Linked DNA regions of Homo sapiens: region 2 is linked to region 1. Evidence: chromatin contacts called from ENCODE Hi-C data. All regions are on one chromosome and are shown on one strand. The core of a region is the stretch at or near the end of the contact, and the rest is flanking DNA. Distances in the headings are between cores, read along the strand shown. Region 1 overlaps LOC105371460 (a long non-coding RNA gene). Region 2 holds the start of PYHIN1 (pyrin and HIN domain family member 1).

Region 1 (4,654 bases), core at 1,743-4,242:
AAAAAGAAGCCTAGGATCCATTGTGAGGCAGCCCTCAAGGCTCAAGGAAGCTTCCTGGGCAGGATTGAGTGTTGCCCGTACATGCCCCATGTGCACCACAAGTGAGGGGCCCCAAAAGGCAGCCCACTATGAGTTATATACCTCAGGGGTCATGTGACTCACTGGACAAAGCTGGGAAGGGCATCCTGCTTCCAGGGGAGAGAGGTACAAAGCCTGGGCTGTCCCTGGCACCTCCTCTCTAACTCCAGATGTTACATTCCCTAGGAGGGACAGGAACAAGGAGGCCCAGTCTATTTCAAGCGGTTCCTTCCTTTCTCAGGATATTGTATTCCCAGCACATTTTACAGTTTTTCTTGAGAATAACAAGCAAGAAAGAGAGGAGAACTGGGTTTGTCCAAGGCCACTTGGAATATATTGTCCTGCGCTAACATCCTAGAGGTGCCATTAAAAGTGGAAAGTTAGTTCTGCTACCCCGAACCATACTACAGCTCCCCATCCTTAACATCTCCTAGATTTAAAACCATCCCCTAGAAGATAATATGGAGGTAAAAAGAGAAAGGGCACTGATGGAGTCGTGTGTACCCAGCCACGGAAATGAGTGATGTGACTTTTGTTCTCACCTCCTCCAAGTGAGGGGTCTCCAAGAGAATCACTCATAGAAATTGGTGGGCTGGCAAGAAGAGACTGTTATCTCAATCTCTGGTTGGATATCTGCTGATGAGCTTGTTGATCTGTACTCTGTGATCACTAGAGCAGGGAGAGAAGGATGACAGGGAAAGAGCTATCACTCTTACCACTTGGTTTAGCAAGGATGTGTGAGTCAAATGAACAGTGTGGAAATCGGTGTGAGTTTACTGTGAGTTAAATGAACAGTGTGAAACTCAACAGGGTGTGGGCCATCTTGCCGGTTCTCCTTCCAAGAGAATTGGCTGCCAAGCCAGGGAACCTAGTTATACCACCAAGAGCAGGGCTGAGGGGTTGTGGGAAGTAGTTATGAGGCAGGAGAATAGGGTCTGAAGGCAAGGAACCTAAGGCGGTTTCATGCCGACTTCCTTAGAACTAAATTGAAAGGAAAGCCTTAACTTTCCACGCCTAAGTAACAAAAGGACCAGAAGCTGCTCCCTTTAAAAACTCCTACCTTTTCTGCAGGGCAGATGGGAAACTGAAAGTACCTCTGATTGGTTGCTTTTTGCAATCAATCAGATGTTTGCATAGGAGTGTAACTTTGTAACTTCACTTCAGCCTCTGATTGGTTGTTTTCCACAACCAATCAGACTGATTGTGGGCCACCACTTCATTTACATGGGGTGAACACCAAGTGGCCGATGGGAAACCTCTAGGGGGTATTTGGACCCAAGAAAATGCTGCATCAGAGCCCTTGAGCCTCTGCTCAGCCTGCTCCCACACTGTGGAGTGTACTTCCACTTTCAATAAATCTCTGCTTTTGTTCCTTCTTTCCTTGCTTTGCTGTGCGTTTTGTCCAATCCTTTGTTGAAAACGCCAAAAATCTGGACAACTTGCAGTCAAGACCCTCTACCAGTAACAGTTTTAAGCTGCAGCAGATCTCCCATCAAGGAATTGTGTACTGGGGAGAGCTCCCAGGGAACTAACCCATGTGCCTATTAAGAACTAGCATTTGGGTACCTTCCAAATGGAAGGTATTCGTGACCAATCAGCCTTCAACTGAGAGGTGGAGAGAACCAACAGACAATTGCAATTAAATGCCCAGTTAGGCAAAATGACTTTTGGCCCTCACTTCCCAGCCCTCCCTGATTTTTCCTCAGGGTCCCAACACAATAAGTATTTTTGGGAAAGGCAGACTTCTATTAAAGGACAGAATACACCACTTCCCCAAACCAAGCTCCACTGCTCAAGTCTGGCTGGTGCTGAGGGGAAGGAAGGAAGTTTTGCAAATCTCACTGCAAAACTTGAAATGAGATGTAAGATTTTAAGTGGACTGCATTAGACTGGACTTCTAATAATTAAGTAAACAGAAAACTACAGAATCCGTCAGGGCTGGAAGAACTGAGAGTATGGTTGAAGGCACTGGTTAAAACCTCATTGAGAATATGTTCAGCAGAGTTCAGAATGTTCATTAAGTTGTTTCTACATGCAAAAAGTCTTTGAAGTAAGAGGCAGCCTGGTTTGTTAAACTGATAGTTTCTGAAGATGACTGGAACACAGAGGGAGAGAAGGAAGTCTGGAAGACTAGGAAGAAGTCAGGCAATGACAGCCTTGTTAAGGTGTTCGGACTTTATTCTGTGGGCCAAGAGAAGCCATGAAATATTTTAATGATCAAATTTGCATCTTAGAATGATCCCACAGCCGGTAGGGTAGGGACTAGAAACAGGGAAATCATTTAAGCAAGAGAAAATGGTATGGCAGTGGAGATAGAGAAATGGCAGTGTGGATGGAGAAAAGTGGGAAGATATGTAGGTGGAGAACTGTCAGGAATTGCTTACTGATGAGACGTGGGCTCGAGGGAAAGGCGAAGGAAGCTTCTCTTTCCCTACCTCTCCTTCCAACTGGCCCTAGAATTGCTGTCCGGTTTCCAGTCCCTGCTCACACTTCATTCAATGGTGGAGGAATGCCCAGCTGCTGTCCCATGGGGGTCTGGAGGTCTATGGGCACCAACAGTACCATTTCCACAGTCTTTCCAGCAGCGATAGGAGGCAGGCTGTGCCTCGAGTGTCATCTGGTTTGGAGGCCGAGGTCCCCACGTTTAAGTGACTTGCTTAAGACCCCACAGCTGGTTTGTTACAGAGTCCAAATTTCACTCTCAGCTTTAGGGCTCTTTTAATAACACTTCATTGCTGCATCCCGAAGTTAAGCAAAAGAAACAAAATAAAGATAAAAAGGAAAGCACTGTTCCAAATGCATAGCCTGGAGCATAGCAAAATATGTAATTAAAGACCCGCGCCTGATGTCGGGGAGCCTCGATGTGCGCATGCGTCCCAGGCTGAGGCCGCCGGAAGAGGTCAGGCGGTTCGCCGGCGTTCCAAGTTGGAGGCCAGCCCAGGACAAGGAGGGGAAGTGCGCATGTGCTCCAAATCATTTCCCGGCCGAGGAAATTGGCTAAGACCGTTAGCTGGTGGGAATCGGAAGAGAATGGGTCACTCGGGCTGTGCGCGGGGCACTATGGGTGTTGTAGTTTTTGCAGGGTGGTAGCAGTTTGTTCTTTTAAGAGGAAATCTTCGCGACTAGTTGAGTCACGAAGATTTTTGAGAAAATCATTTGAGAAAAAGTTGCTTGCACGGGGGAATCGAGTGTGGACTAGCTACGTGGGTGTGGCTTAATTCTGCTGTTTCTCTTTTGGATGAGACATTGAATGAAGTGTGAGCAGGGACTGGAAACCCGACAGCATTTCTAGGGTCACTTTCTGCCTTGCCTTCGTTAACGCTCAGTTCCTCCCACATCTTTGGCTTCCCTCTATAATACCTACAGATTCCCTTTATTATTTCATACTAGCTCCGACTAGTCTTAAATACTCTGTTTCTGTCCTCTTTCTCACACGCAGTTCCTGGAATCTTCATCCTTCTCTCCCTCGTGAGTACCTTTTCTTGTTTTTGTCCTAGACAGGGCTCCTCTAACACTCTGCCCTTGCCCCAGGAGTCACGCCAAGGACCCTAAGAAAAGGATCCCACAGTAAATGTTTTTAGGCACGAGCAGATCGGAACCATCCTACTTCATTTCACTTATTTCTGCTTCTCTTCCGATCCTTGTCTCTTCTGGTTCCACCTCTATGTTCTACCTCTCTGTAGCCTCTTTGCTTCTTTGAAGTCTGGTGGCCTTAGATAGGAACTCTCAGACCTGCCATTTTGTCTCTGGCCTCCACAGCCTGTCATTTAACAGAGGACCTAACCCTGGGTTGACTTCTAGGTCAGAGAGTGGGAAGTGAAACAAATTGGAAAAAGAGAGGAAACTGATGTATTAGGTTTGAAGAAGTCGTCAGGGAGATATATGGTGAAAGAGGGGGAAGAGAGAGTAAAACTTCTTGTGCCCTCAAAAACTCTTTAGTGCTGGCTGTGTGCAGAGGTCTGTGAGCTCTGTGGTGGGGATGCATTAGTTAGAATCTTAGATGCTGAGAGTTCAGTTGTAGAGAACACAGATATACAGGTGAGCAACATTGCAGAATGACATCGATTTATCTTTTACCTTTCTGTGTGTGCTTCTGCTCCTTCCCATACCTACCCCAGCTAATTCCAAAGTATTTTGCTTCTTCACATCTTTCTCTGTTATACACTCCACTTCCCATTCTTAAGGCCCCCTTCCCTTTGTTCTGACCCAAGCTATTTCTTTTGTATATCATGTTAAAGTCATATTTTAGTCTAGCTCTCAAAAACACCATGGTTGTATTTTCAAAGAACTTCCAGAATCTGCTTATTATCTCTTTCAAAGCATGAAATATGCAATAAAACCAATACTATTTTTCATTTAAAAAATATGTAGAGTAATAGTTGAAAGTGGAGAGTGATAATGGATGAATGAAAGTTGACCAGAACCCAGGAGTTTGAGACCAGCCTGAGCAAAATGGTGAAACCCCATCTATACAAAAAATACAAAAACTAGCCAGACATGGTGGTGACTGGACCTGTGGTCCCAGCTACTCGGGAGGCTGAGGTGGGAGGATCGCTTGAGTCTGGGAGGTCAAGAC
Region 2 (2,500 bases), core at 1-2,500, 780 kb after region 1:
TTTACTGGAGAAAGCACTTGCTTTTCAGCCCGGAGAAGGCGCCACCAGGAACCTGAGGAATCTGGGAACAGATTTTACTACCTTCCCACGTTTTCCCACCTTTTAAATGACTGGAACTGCTTTCTCCTTTGCTTTTCACTATATAGAACGTATGGCTCTTTATTGAAATACTATTTAAACAAGGTTTCTAAGCCACAGCCTGGAGAGAGAAATACTTTTGAACTGAGGCCTATCCCTTGTGATGAGTAGAGCACACATTAATAAACTGCTTGTTTTTCTTTTGTTAATTTGACGTTTGTTTTCAGGAGAGTGTCAACTAATAACCTAAAAAGGGAAATTTAAAAAAAACTTGTTTTCTCCCCTACAGCTGTATTTCGGGCCCCATTTTCCACTCATGGCCACATCCTGCTTGCAGATCTGCTGCTGGGTTAACACAACATCATCTGCCAGTTGGTGTCGTTTATTTGACATCTTGGGGTTTTAGTACTCTGAAGGACACCCACTGCCCTTAACAGAAAAAATACTGCTGAGCAAAGGGTTTAACAGGACTCTCGGTCTACCAGAAGTTCAGTGCATTTTCCAGGATTTTCAAGGCTTCGATGCTGTCATGTTGTGAGCCCACTATCCACTTGTGTTTTTCCATGAATAATGAAGGAAACCTGAGGAATCATGAATGTAATCATTGAGGTAAAATAACCTAGTCATAGTCAAGAGGACAGCTAGTGTTAAACTCCTTTATATATATTTGAGAAAGGATTTATATATTCATAATAACTTTCTGATCTGGAAAGCCCTAGGTTTGTCAACTATTAATAACTGGGTGAATGCTTCAGGTAGTATTTAAACCAACTGCTATTTCATAGCAGACATTCTCCCATGCAGGAGATGCAGTAAAGTACTGGTAGCAATAGATGCTCCTACCAAGATCTCCCCCTGCAACCGCACAGGAAAGGAGGGAGAAGAAACCACCTTGCTTCTCTCATATTTGACAATCATTCATCGGAATAGAGGTCCCTAATGTCCCACATGTAAGTCTGCTGGTTAAGAAAGTTCTAAGATTGGAACTCCATTCAGATATCAACATTTGTAAGAAAAAAAATTTTAAATATAACTTTGATACAAATTTTACTTTGATTAAGATACCTACAGGAAAGAAACTGTTCATTTTCTCTAACAGGATGGAAAGCAAAAAATATGGGTGGGAGGAGTCTGCACGTTGTTTCACAACTTCTCTCTCCCCAGGGCAAAGCAGAGTATGAGGAAGCCAGCACTAGTCAAGTGACTCTAAGAAGGGCCATTTTCCCTTGTTGTCTTTGAAAATACTTCATTTTCTTAGCATTTCAGGAGATTATAACATCCTGTATTTCAGTTTCTGAGAGCTTTACTGACTGATTTCCCTATTCAAAACAATCCTCATTTCCTACATTTCTGAAGATCTCAAGATCTGGACTACTGTTGAAGAAATTCCCAGTAAGGTGAGTACTGTGGGTATTTTTTATAGAAAAGATCTAGATGCTTCCTTGAAAGCCACAAAATCACAAGGGAAAAATCGATATTGGTTCTTCAGGGCAGTGGGGTGAGGGCAGTAGGGCTGGTATCAACTATATTCAGAAAAGTGAAAACTGCAGTTAATACTTCCAATTCTTTACTTACTTCAAAGATAGTAGATATCCTTTATTCTACAACTGGGGCATGAATGAAGGAATATGCATTTTGACCATTGCAGATTTTAAAACAAATTCTCTGAGTATATATTCTCTGAGGTTAGAAAGCTTGGTGGCCATTGGGGTCTGGGCAAAAGACAAGATAATGATTTCATTCTTTTTTATGGATGCATAGTATTCCACGCTGTATATGCATAACATGGATACGGCTAGAGAACATTACCCTAAGTGAACTAACACAGGAATACCAAATACTGCATGTTCTCACTTATAAGTGGAAGTTAAACATTGAATCCATATGGGCACAAGATGGGAACGGTAGACGCTGGGGACTGCTTGAGAGGAAAGGTGGGAGCAGTATGTGGGTTGGAAGGCTATCTATCTGGTACTATGTCGCTACCTTGGTGATGGGATCACCAGACAACAAGCCTCAGCGACACACAGTTTACTCATTTAACAAGCCTGCACATGTACCCTCTGAACCTAAAATGAAAGTAGAAGATAAAATAAGACAAGATAATGATGTGCACAAAGTATCAGGAAATAATATTAAGTAAAAAACACATCTAGACATACAGCTGTATTTTACGGTATCTCAATTTTACAAAACATGTTCTCACACAAAAACATATGTGAGAACATTTTGTAAATAATATTATTCTACAAGTGCAAACACATAGTAGAAAATGTATCCATTTTGCAAACACAATTATTCAAATAATTCAAATAATTCAAATGTGTCAATATTTTCATAAGTATGTTTAACTTTTACATTAGCATCATTCTATACCAGATGTGAAAGGCAGTTTTTTATTCATTTTAAGATTACTTCCTGC

Evidence for each region. Hi-C counts contacts between places; a loop is a spot of excess contacts on that map. Pooled maps may share reads with other maps.
Region 2: a pooled map shows a loop between it and region 1 (5-fold over the local background). The contact joins the promoter of PYHIN1 here to the enhancer-like site in region 1. A Hi-C loop is called at or near these places in 5 of 50 pooled maps.

What each region holds. Positions count from the first base shown.
Region 1 is chr1:158,146,784-158,151,437 of GRCh38, forward strand. The region is part of intron 1 of LOC105371460 (a long non-coding RNA gene); the gene reads left to right. Among named protein-coding and RNA genes, the nearest start is that of LINC01704, 8.5 kb to the left of the region's middle. Within about 2 kb of position 2,993, at least 22 of the 41 ENCODE cell types and tissues checked have a DNase peak (open chromatin) inside an H3K27ac peak, as active enhancers do.
Region 2 is chr1:158,930,302-158,932,801 of GRCh38, forward strand. PYHIN1 (pyrin and HIN domain family member 1) reads left to right here and starts at 1,251. Exons shown (of 9, transcript NM_152501.5): 1 at 1,251-1,475.